Regions from separate parts of the Homo sapiens genome. Here region 1 is linked to region 2. Evidence: chromatin contacts called from ENCODE Hi-C or POLR2A ChIA-PET data. All regions are on one chromosome and are shown on one strand. The core of a region is the stretch at or near the end of the contact, and the rest is flanking DNA. Distances in the headings are between cores, read along the strand shown. Region 1 overlaps BSN (bassoon presynaptic cytomatrix protein). Region 2 overlaps BSN (bassoon presynaptic cytomatrix protein).

The links. Hi-C counts contacts between places; a loop is a spot of excess contacts on that map. ChIA-PET counts read pairs that join two places held with the same protein, here RNA polymerase II (POLR2A). Pooled maps may share reads with other maps.
Region 1: a loop to region 2 is called in a map of PC-9, with 4 times the contacts of the local background. The contact joins two enhancer-like sites. A Hi-C loop is called at or near these places in 3 of 168 maps with a recorded cell type or tissue (PC-3, PC-9 and dorsolateral prefrontal cortex) and 1 of 50 pooled maps. POLR2A ChIA-PET finds 5 or more read pairs at or near these places in 3 of 52 experiments (HEK293, HEK293T and activated naive CD4-positive, alpha-beta T cell).

The regions. Positions count from the first base shown.
Region 1 is chr3:49,635,862-49,640,383 of GRCh38, reverse strand. The region is part of intron 2 of BSN (bassoon presynaptic cytomatrix protein); the gene reads right to left. Among named protein-coding and RNA genes, the nearest start is that of APEH, 36 kb to the left of the region's middle. RefSeq lists enhancers at 1,193-1,692, 1,693-2,194. Within about 2 kb of position 1,788, at least 3 of the 41 ENCODE cell types and tissues checked have a DNase peak (open chromatin) inside an H3K27ac peak, as active enhancers do.
Region 2 is chr3:49,601,508-49,606,397 of GRCh38, reverse strand. The region is part of intron 1 of BSN (bassoon presynaptic cytomatrix protein); the gene reads right to left. Among named protein-coding and RNA genes, the nearest start is that of BSN, 49 kb to the right of the region's middle. Within about 2 kb of position 3,142, at least 4 of the 41 ENCODE cell types and tissues checked have a DNase peak (open chromatin) inside an H3K27ac peak, as active enhancers do.

The sequences.
Region 1 (4,522 bases), core at 539-3,038, 35 kb before region 2:
GTGCCCCAAAGCAGCCCATGAGCTCTCGTTGATAGGGTGTTCTCAGGGCTGCACACAACATGTGGTACAGAGCAGGGCTCATCCCAGAGGGGCTTGCTTCATTCATCCTGGCAATTTGGTCATGCAGGTCATAGCTCAACAAGGTGGAAGCCCCGAGATTTGGTGCCTCAATGAAGAGTCTCCTCCTCATCAACCAGAGCTGAGGCTGGAGGCCAAGGTTGTTCTCTGTCTGTGGTTGCAGCCAGAGGTTCTAAATGCACCCTATTGGCCACCCAGTCATCACCAGGGGAAGGTGCCGTCTCATCTCTGGGGCAGAAGGCCCCTTTTATTTACCCACACGTGGCTCCAGCCCTGCTCTCTGCCTTGAGGCCCCAGGGCTACTGCTACAGGTTGACTTGCCAGTTGGGGGACCTGGGCTCAGGTGCCTTATCCCAGCAACCCAAGGGCAGCAGCCAAGAAGAGGGAGAACACTGCACTTTGGCAAGCACCCCCTTGTGCCAAGCACCACATAGGGCATGTTCACAGGCATTCTCTCATTTTGTCCTCACAGGAGAGAAAACCAAGATCTGAGATGTTTTAGCAATGTGTTCTCAATGGTTCCCTGGCTAGGAAGTGTTGCTGCTGGCAAGATCAGCCCTGACAGCTCTGCGTAGCTCCTAAACCACAGCCTGGACAGCCTGGAGCCTGGTGCCTTCTGTAGTCCTGCCTCTTCCAAAGGCCAAGTCAGGCTCTAGAAGTCAGCACTGCAAACCCTGGCAGAGCCCCCCAAAGGCCAATCCCAGTTCTAGAAACTCTAAGAACAGTGATGCCGAGGCAGTGAGGTGAGAAGCCATCCCACTAGCTGGGAACAATTAACCCACCCAAATGCTTTTTAAGAAGCAAGGCAGGCCGTGCACCGTGGCTCACGCCTGTAATCCCAGCACTTTGAGAGGCAGAGGCGGGCGGATCATGAGGTCAGGAGATCGAGACCATCCTGGCTAACATGGTGAAACCCCGTCTCTACTAAAAATAGAAAAAATTAGCCGGGTGTGGTGGCACATGCCTGTAGTCCCAGCTACTTGGGAGGCTGAGACAGGAGAATCGCTTGAACCTGGGAGGCAGAGGTTGTAGTGAGCCGAGATCATGCCACTGCACTCCAGCCTGGGCAACAGAGCGAGACTCTGTCTCAAAAAAAAAAAAAAAAAGAAAAAGAAAGAAAGAAGCAAGGCAGCTTTGTCTATGTTTGGGTAGAGAAAGCCAGAGAGAAAACAATTTCAGTCCCTGAACCCAGTCTAAAGACCTCTTTAGAAAGGTCATTCTTGGGAGGGAGGGGCTTATTCCCATCAAAGTGAGAGTTCCCCAGAGCAGGCCATTTCTACTCATCCAGAGAGGGACCCTGGAAGGGGATTACTCCTCAGAGGGGAAGCTCAGCCTCTGGCCCAGGGTGGCAGCCACAAATTCAGTTCTTCCCGTGGGTGCCCAGCCCACACCCAACGTCCCATCTCTCTCATTCACCTGGGCACTGCAGCATGCCCTGAGGTGAGACTTCTTCCTGGGAAAGGGAATTTAGGAGGTAAGGCTTCTTATCCTGCAACTTTGGGGTGACTGTCCCTGGGGTTCTGAATCAGGCTGAACAAAGGCACGTGCCAAACCGCCTGCACTCACCGCCAGAACTTTCCTTTCCCCAGCCCCTGTCATCCAGGCTGTGGCACAGGCATCTCACCTAAAATAGAACTTCTCCAAGAAAAGGCTGAAACGCCCCTCAGTGACTCATCGCCCAGATGGGTGCAGCTATTTCTATCCAGCCTCTTCCAGACGGTAAGGAACCTTGACCGCACCCTCCCCACAGCCCCTCCCAGGCTCAGGCCCAGCATGCAAGGCCTCCTAAGGAGGACACTGGCTGAGGGAGCTCTCTGAGGCCAGCAATACATCCCCCTCTCTGCCTCCCCGACAGATCCCCAGCAGTTTCCTGGGAGGAGCCCAACCTCAGTCTCTTCCTCCATACTGCAAGGCCCCTATCCCCACACTCAGGGGGATGGAGGCTGTCCACGGGGTAGGGAGAGAGATGATGGCTGTGCACCCCAACCCACCCGCCCACCCAGCCTGGGTATACATGAATAGTTCTGTGGCAGACTCCACTGGCCTGAGTGCCAGTACAGTTAGAGCCTTCCTTAGCTGCACACAGTGATGCCTCCTCATCAAGAGGTTGAACCCAGAAGGCTCCCTGTGGCTCCTAGGCCCTCTCCAAGCTGGCTCTCCATCAGAATCAGAGGGACTATCCTTTTACCAGTGTGACAAGAAGCCTCAGCTAGGGTTCTGCTGTCTAATACCTCCAAGATCCTGATCTGGCACATGGGCAGGAGATGTGCAGGCTACCAGCCACGAGCCTCGTGTCTCAGGAGCCTTCCTGGGGCTACCCTAAGGTGGACAGCTCTGTCAGACATTAGCTTTGAATGAGCTGACTCTTCTTGCTAGCAAGGAAGCCCATCTTGCCATCTCCAAGGACTGGTAGGGACCTCCATGGAAGCCCGTGCACCCCGACCCAGTGGGGGCCTAAGTGGCAGTAAGGATGGGAAGGCTCAGTGCAGTACAAGGTCAAGAGGTGGTTTAAGAGGTGGGGGAAGCAGAAGCTGCAGGAAGCCTTCCTACAGGCTTTGCAGGGAGCCACTGCCACCTGTCTGCTAGGGACTTGGAAACATAGGACCCTGTGGGCTCTGTAGCTCTGAGAGGACTTTCTCCCTGAGAAGAGTCTTTTTTAGCTGCTTCCTTACTCAAACTATTCAGTGTGCAGAAGGGCAGCTAAGGTGGCACTGGCCAAGGATCCAGAGGCTTGGGGCCCAAGCTGGAGGCTGTATGAACTCTAAGTTGAATGAGCAGCTGTGATCTGTCTGCAATGGTCACTCCCTGGTAATTCCTCCACTGGGCTCTGGAGCAAGGAGGGCAGTTCTGGGAAGAGCTTCTACATCTTCCCTGCAGGAACACTGGCTGCACAGAGTGTCTCAGCCCTCAAGGGTGGGACTCAGCCTTGCTTGCCATATCTGGCCCCAAAGGATGCTCACAGGGTGGAGTCTACCTCACGGTCACCTCCATGGCTGTCAGGAAGCTCTGAGAGCCCCCCGAAGTCACATGTTCTCTTCCCACTCGCCTCCTCTCACCCCCCCAGCAGCAAGGAAAAGGAAGGTTGCAGACGTCACTCAGCCTTCTTCCTGTGGAGAGCCCCAGCCCTACCAGGGAGAGCAGGCATTCAGTGTTTCAGATCACTCAGCACTGACATCACGCCTGATGCCGCATTTATGCTTTCCATTTTGGTACAAGTTGAAACATCACAGAAACAGCTCATAAAGGAGCCCTCCCTGCAGGTGCCAAATCTAGAGGTTCCTGGGAGGGCCCCACTGGCCAGTGTGACTATATGCCTTTCTGGGCTATGAGTCACTGGCCAGGTCTCATCAGGAGGAACATACCTTCCCATGCCCCCTGGACAACAAGGACAGGCCGATGTGCAGAAGGGCAGCTAAGGTGGCAGCTGAGAGGGAGGGAGTCAGGCCTAGCCTGGATACTCACCCTGGTACAGCAATAGACATGTTGCCTGCCCCATCTAGCACCTTACTGTCAGCTAGCTGACCTCAGGCTTAGGAAGCAGGTACCACAGGGTCCCAGTGGGCAGGGTCACACTGATCCAGAGCTGGACCAGCCAGGGGAGGCCTGTGCCAATCTATCAGAGCCCTGAGGAAGGTCTTGGGAACCTGCCCAACATCTGAGGTCAGGATCTGGGGAGTGGAGGCTGAACCTAATCGCACCTGGGGCTAGAAGACCTCACTGGCTTGGATCTCCACGAAAGGGAGAGGATCCGTCCCCTTGCTGATCCCTGGACACATCTGTCTCTCTGCCCTCAATATCTCTTAACTCCTCCCACACTGCTCTGGACAGCCCCCCTCCCGACCCAGGATGATCTGGTGTACCCTGTAACACACCCCATCCATGACTGGCCAACTCCCCTGCACCCTCCCCATACACACTCCTCTTAGTCACCAGTAACCCTCTCCAGGAGAGGCTGGACCCTTGGACTAGCCTCAACTTCTCCTTAAAATCCCCAGGACCCTTTGGTTCATGCCCAGCTTCCCCTCCTGGCTTCTGCTGCCCTCCCTCCAGGCCCCTTTATCCTGGCCTGCAAGTCCTTGGCCCTCGCCTCTTAAACTCCTGCTAAATGACTTCCATGGTCACTCCAGATGACCTGCAACCCACATGGGGCTGAGCTGCAGACCACTTCTCAAAGCTCACCGACTGGAATAATTAATTGCTGTACATTGCATTATATGTAAATTTTAGCTAAAAAAGAGAAACCTTAAATAAATACTGAACTCTAGTTAATGATACGCTTGAAGTGCTTAGTGGGAAGTATACTGATATCAGCGATGTACTTTTTTTTTTTTTTTGGAGGGGGACAGGGTCTGGTTCTGAAGTGCAGTGCCATGATCATGGCTCTCTGCAACCTCCACCTCCCAGACTCAAGTGATCCTCCCACCTCAGCCTCCCGAGTAGATGG
Region 2 (4,890 bases), core at 1,893-4,392:
TACCCTGGTGGGTCAGGGGGCACTTCTGAAAAGGAGACACCAGAGCAGAGTCATGCCAAAAATATATATATATTTTTAATATATATTATATATATTTTTAATATATATAATATATATTTTTAATATATATTATATATATTTTATATATAATATATACATATATAATATATGTATATATAATATATACATATATAATATATGTATATATAATATATATACATATATAATATATGTATATATAATATATACATATATAATATATGTATATATAATATATACGTATATATTATATATTATATGTTATATATAAAAAATTATATATTTTTATATAATATATTTATAATTATATATAATATAATATATTATGTATATAAATATATATTTCTATGTATATATAAATATATATTTTTTATTTATATAAATACATATATTTTATTATATATTTATATATATTTATATATAAATAGATTTTATATCTATTTATATCTATTTATATAGACATAAATATATTTATATCTATATATAAATAGATATAAATATATTATATATAAATATATATATTTATATCTATTTATACAAAATATATTTATATATATAAATATATTTATATATTATATATTATATATATTTTTATATATATTTATATATTATATATATTTATATATTATATACATTTATATGTTATATATTTTATATATATTATATATAATATATATTACATATATGTAATATATATTATATATAATATATATTACATATATGTAATATATATTATATTTATATATAATATATAATATATATTATATATAAATATATAATATATATAATATATAATATATATTATATAAAATATATATAATATATATTATATATTATATATATATTATATAATATATATTATATATAATATATATTATATAATATATATTATATATAATATATATTATATAATATATATAATATATATTATATATAAATATAAAATATAAATTATATAAATATATAAAATATATATTTATATATTAAATATATATTTATAAATATATATTTATATATTATATATATTTATAAATATATATATATAATATAATATATAATATATAAAATATATATGTATATATATGTATATATATATTTTTTTGAGACAGAGTTTCGCTCTTGTTGCCCAGGCTGGAGTGCAATGGCATGGTCTCCACTGCAACCTCCACCTCCCAGGTTCAAGCAATTCTCCTGCCTCAGCCTCCCAAGTAGCTATGATTACAGGCACCCACCACCATGTCTGGCTAATTTTTGTATTTTTAGTAGAGATGGGGTTTCACCATGTTGGCCAAGCTGGTCTCAAACTCCTGACCTCAGGTGATCTGCCCACCTCAGCCTCCCAAAGTGCTGGGATTACAGGCGTGAGCTACCGCGCCCAGCCTGCAAATATTAATATATTGGGAGAGGCCATGCCAAGGCCCTGGGAAGGACATCCCAGAGGAAGAAATGACAGGGTCTTAGGCTTTGAGGCGGGGTTGTGGATTGCAGGTAGGGAGCAGCAAGCACGCCAGTGTGGCTGAAGGGGTGTAGTCAGGGGAAATATGGGGAGGGGTGGGGGATGTAGGTGTGGGAGGCCTGGGAAATGGGAGCAGACTGTGTTCCTGGACCCATTCTGAAACCTCAGCATCTTGTCCAGTGCTCAAATGTATGTCCCTGCTCCAGCTGTCCACCAGGCTGTTGCAGTACTCAAGAATCTATGCATCATTCACACTAGCCAAAAGGTGAAAGCAACCATGTCCACTGATAGATGAATGGGTAAAAAAAGTGTGTTATATATATGCAATGGAGTATTATTCGACCCTTAAAAGGAAGGAAATTCTGATACATGCTACAATATGGATGAACCTTCAAGAAACGATAAGTGAAATTTGCCAGTCACAAAAGGACAAATACTGTAGAATTCCACTTACACGAGGTACCTAGAATTGTCAAATTCATAGAGATAGAAACTAAAACAGTAGTTATCATGAGCTGGGGGAAAATGGGGAGTTACTACTGTTCAATGGGTACAGAGTTTCTGTTTGGGATGATGAAAAAGTTCTGGAGATGGATGGTGGTGATGGCTAAACAACAATGTGAATGTATCTAATACCACTGAACTGTACACCTAAAAATGGTTAAAATGACACATTTTGAGCTGGGCACAGTGGCATGTACCTGTAGTCCCAGCTACTCAGGAGGCTGAGGCAGGAGGATCACTTGAGCCCAGGAGTTGAAGGCCAACCTGGGTAACATAGTGAGACCCCATCTCTTTAGAAGAAAAAAAAAAGGTACATTTTATGTGACATATATTTTACCACAATAAATAAAACAAAACAAGATAAAACAAAAGCAATGAAGTACTGATACATGCATACTACAATGTGGATGAACCTTAAAAACATTAGGCCAAGTAAGAGAAGCCAGGCACAAAAGGATACCTATTTTATGATTCCATTTATATGAACTATCCAAAATAGATAAATCCATAGAGACAGAAAGCAGACTAGTGGTTAGAAGGGGAGGGGAAAATGGGGAGCAACTGCTTAATGAGTGTGGGGTTTTCTTTTGGGGTGGCAAAAATGGTTTGGAACTAGATAGAGGTGATGGTTGCATAATATTGTGAATGCATTAAATACCACTGGATTGTTCACTTTAAATTGGTTAATTTTATATGATGTGAATTCACAGAGAAAGAGAGAATCCCCGTGTAAGATCAGAGAACCCTTCTAATGGACTGCAGAGATCCTCACCTTGTTCCTACCATGAGGTAGGCTTCACCTAACACACCCACAAACCTGCAGACCTTCATCCTCTTCCTGACCCATAGGGTCTACTCAGCACTCCTCATACATGAGGGCCCTCTTAGACAAAGCTCCAGTCATTTGCTCATTCAATAATCATGGTATAATCTAACAGGCCTACACTGCCTAGGGTGGCAACCTCAGCAGGCAACTCCTAAGATACACCCTAAGAAGTCAGGAACCAAAGAAGGAATTGGGCAAGGCTGGTGACATCTGCTCACCACCACTTCAACTGGCCCCATAGGAGGAACAGTTTACCTAGGTTCCACAGTAGCCAGGTAGCAACCACCAACAAGAGGTGGGTGAGTCACAGAGGCAAGCACACTTCCTGTGACAGCTCAGAGGCTTTCCCCAGGCCTAGCGCAAAGCAGGAAGGCATCAGGGTGGGACCTGCGGCCCTCAAGTTTCCAGGCTGGTTGTCCTTGAGGGGCCAGCAGTGGAGGGGCATGACTTGAGGGGCCCAGCCCTGGCCACAGATGTGGAAGACCAGGCCCCAGCTGCCCAGTGAGAGGCAGGTATGGCCAAGTGGGTCAGGCTGAATCTGCTGGCCAAGCATGAAGTGCCAGGAGCAACACTGCAGGGAGCTGCGTGGGATGTCAGCATCTTCCGTGCCATGCCCTGACTCACAGCACACCTCTCCCTTCACTCTGCCCATGAGCGTGATCTGAAGAAGGGGCAGAGTGTGCAGAAGAGAGGAGGCCAGACTATGGGAGAAGATCAGAAACTGGTCGTTTCTTAGCATGCGACAGACATTTTACACCCATCAGTTAATCATCCTCATAACAGCACTGCACTGGAGGTCTAGACGAGGAAATTGAGATTTAAAGAGAGGGCCAGCTGCAGTGGCTCACGCCTGTAATCCCAGCACTTTGGGAGGCCAAGCGGATGGATCACTTGAGGTCAGAAGTTCAAGACCAGCCTGGCCAACATGGTGAAACCCCATCTCTACTAAAAATACAAAAATTAGCTGGGCGTGGTGGTGTGTGCCTGTAATCCCAGCTTTTCATGAGGCTGAGGCAAGAGAATCACTTGAACCCAGGAGGCGGAGGTTGCAGTGAGCCAAGACAGTGTCATTGCACTCCAGCCTGGGAGACAGAGTGAGACTCTGGCTAAAAAAAAAAAAAAAAAAATTTAAAGAGAGGAAGTGACACATATAAGGCAGAGCAAGGCAGAGCAAGGATTGGTACCTAGGTCTCTCCTTCCCCCAGCTGGTGCCCTTTCCCTTGTATTGTTTCATGCTCCATGACCCTTCCTGACCTGAGGCACTGCCAGTTGCCCTGGGGCGAATTCAGTCAGAATGAGTTGTCCTGCTGCCCCAGGGACACAGAGGAGAGCATCAGAGCACAGCAGGTCAAGAGGACCTGAGGAAATCACCCTGCAATGGATGTTCCTCTTTCTGATCCAAGGGGCAAACTCAAGGGCACTCCAAGGAAAGAGCTGGTGGAGTTCAGTGGATGAGGAGCCCTTGGCTCCAGCCCCTACCCCAACTCACCCAAACACAGTAGGCTAATTAAAGGGGTCCCAAGTAGAGAGGCTCTCAGGAAACAGGGCCCACTTTCCCACATCTCTACTAGGGCAAGGCTTGTGTCAGACAGGCAGGGCCAGTGATGGTGAGCTCAGGGAACACCAAGTTCTCCTGCTTCTCTTATAGCTCAGTCATAGAACAGAACTGGGGACCACGCAAAAGCAACAGATGGAGTCCTCTCTATTTCAGCCAAATGCTGTGACTCATTTAAACAAATCCTACAGTTTTCAGAAATCTAATAACTACCTCCTTTTGAAAAATAAAAGAATAAATACTTCAGAAGCAAACCATGCTAGTGATACATACAAAAACTGGAAAACTGTTCTGGTGTCATTCTGAGACTGGATATAAACCAGGTTACACTCAAAATCAGCCTTCACTCTGAAAGCGACACCATGGAGCAGCTTCAGTAAGAATGACGGCCTCCAGAGAAATCAGCTCCTGGTCCTCCCACCCAAGCCTTGGGCTCTATTTGCCAGACTTGGCTTCACCCTCAACTTTTTGGCCAAGACACAGAGCCACAAGCTGGCACTGGAGGGAGGT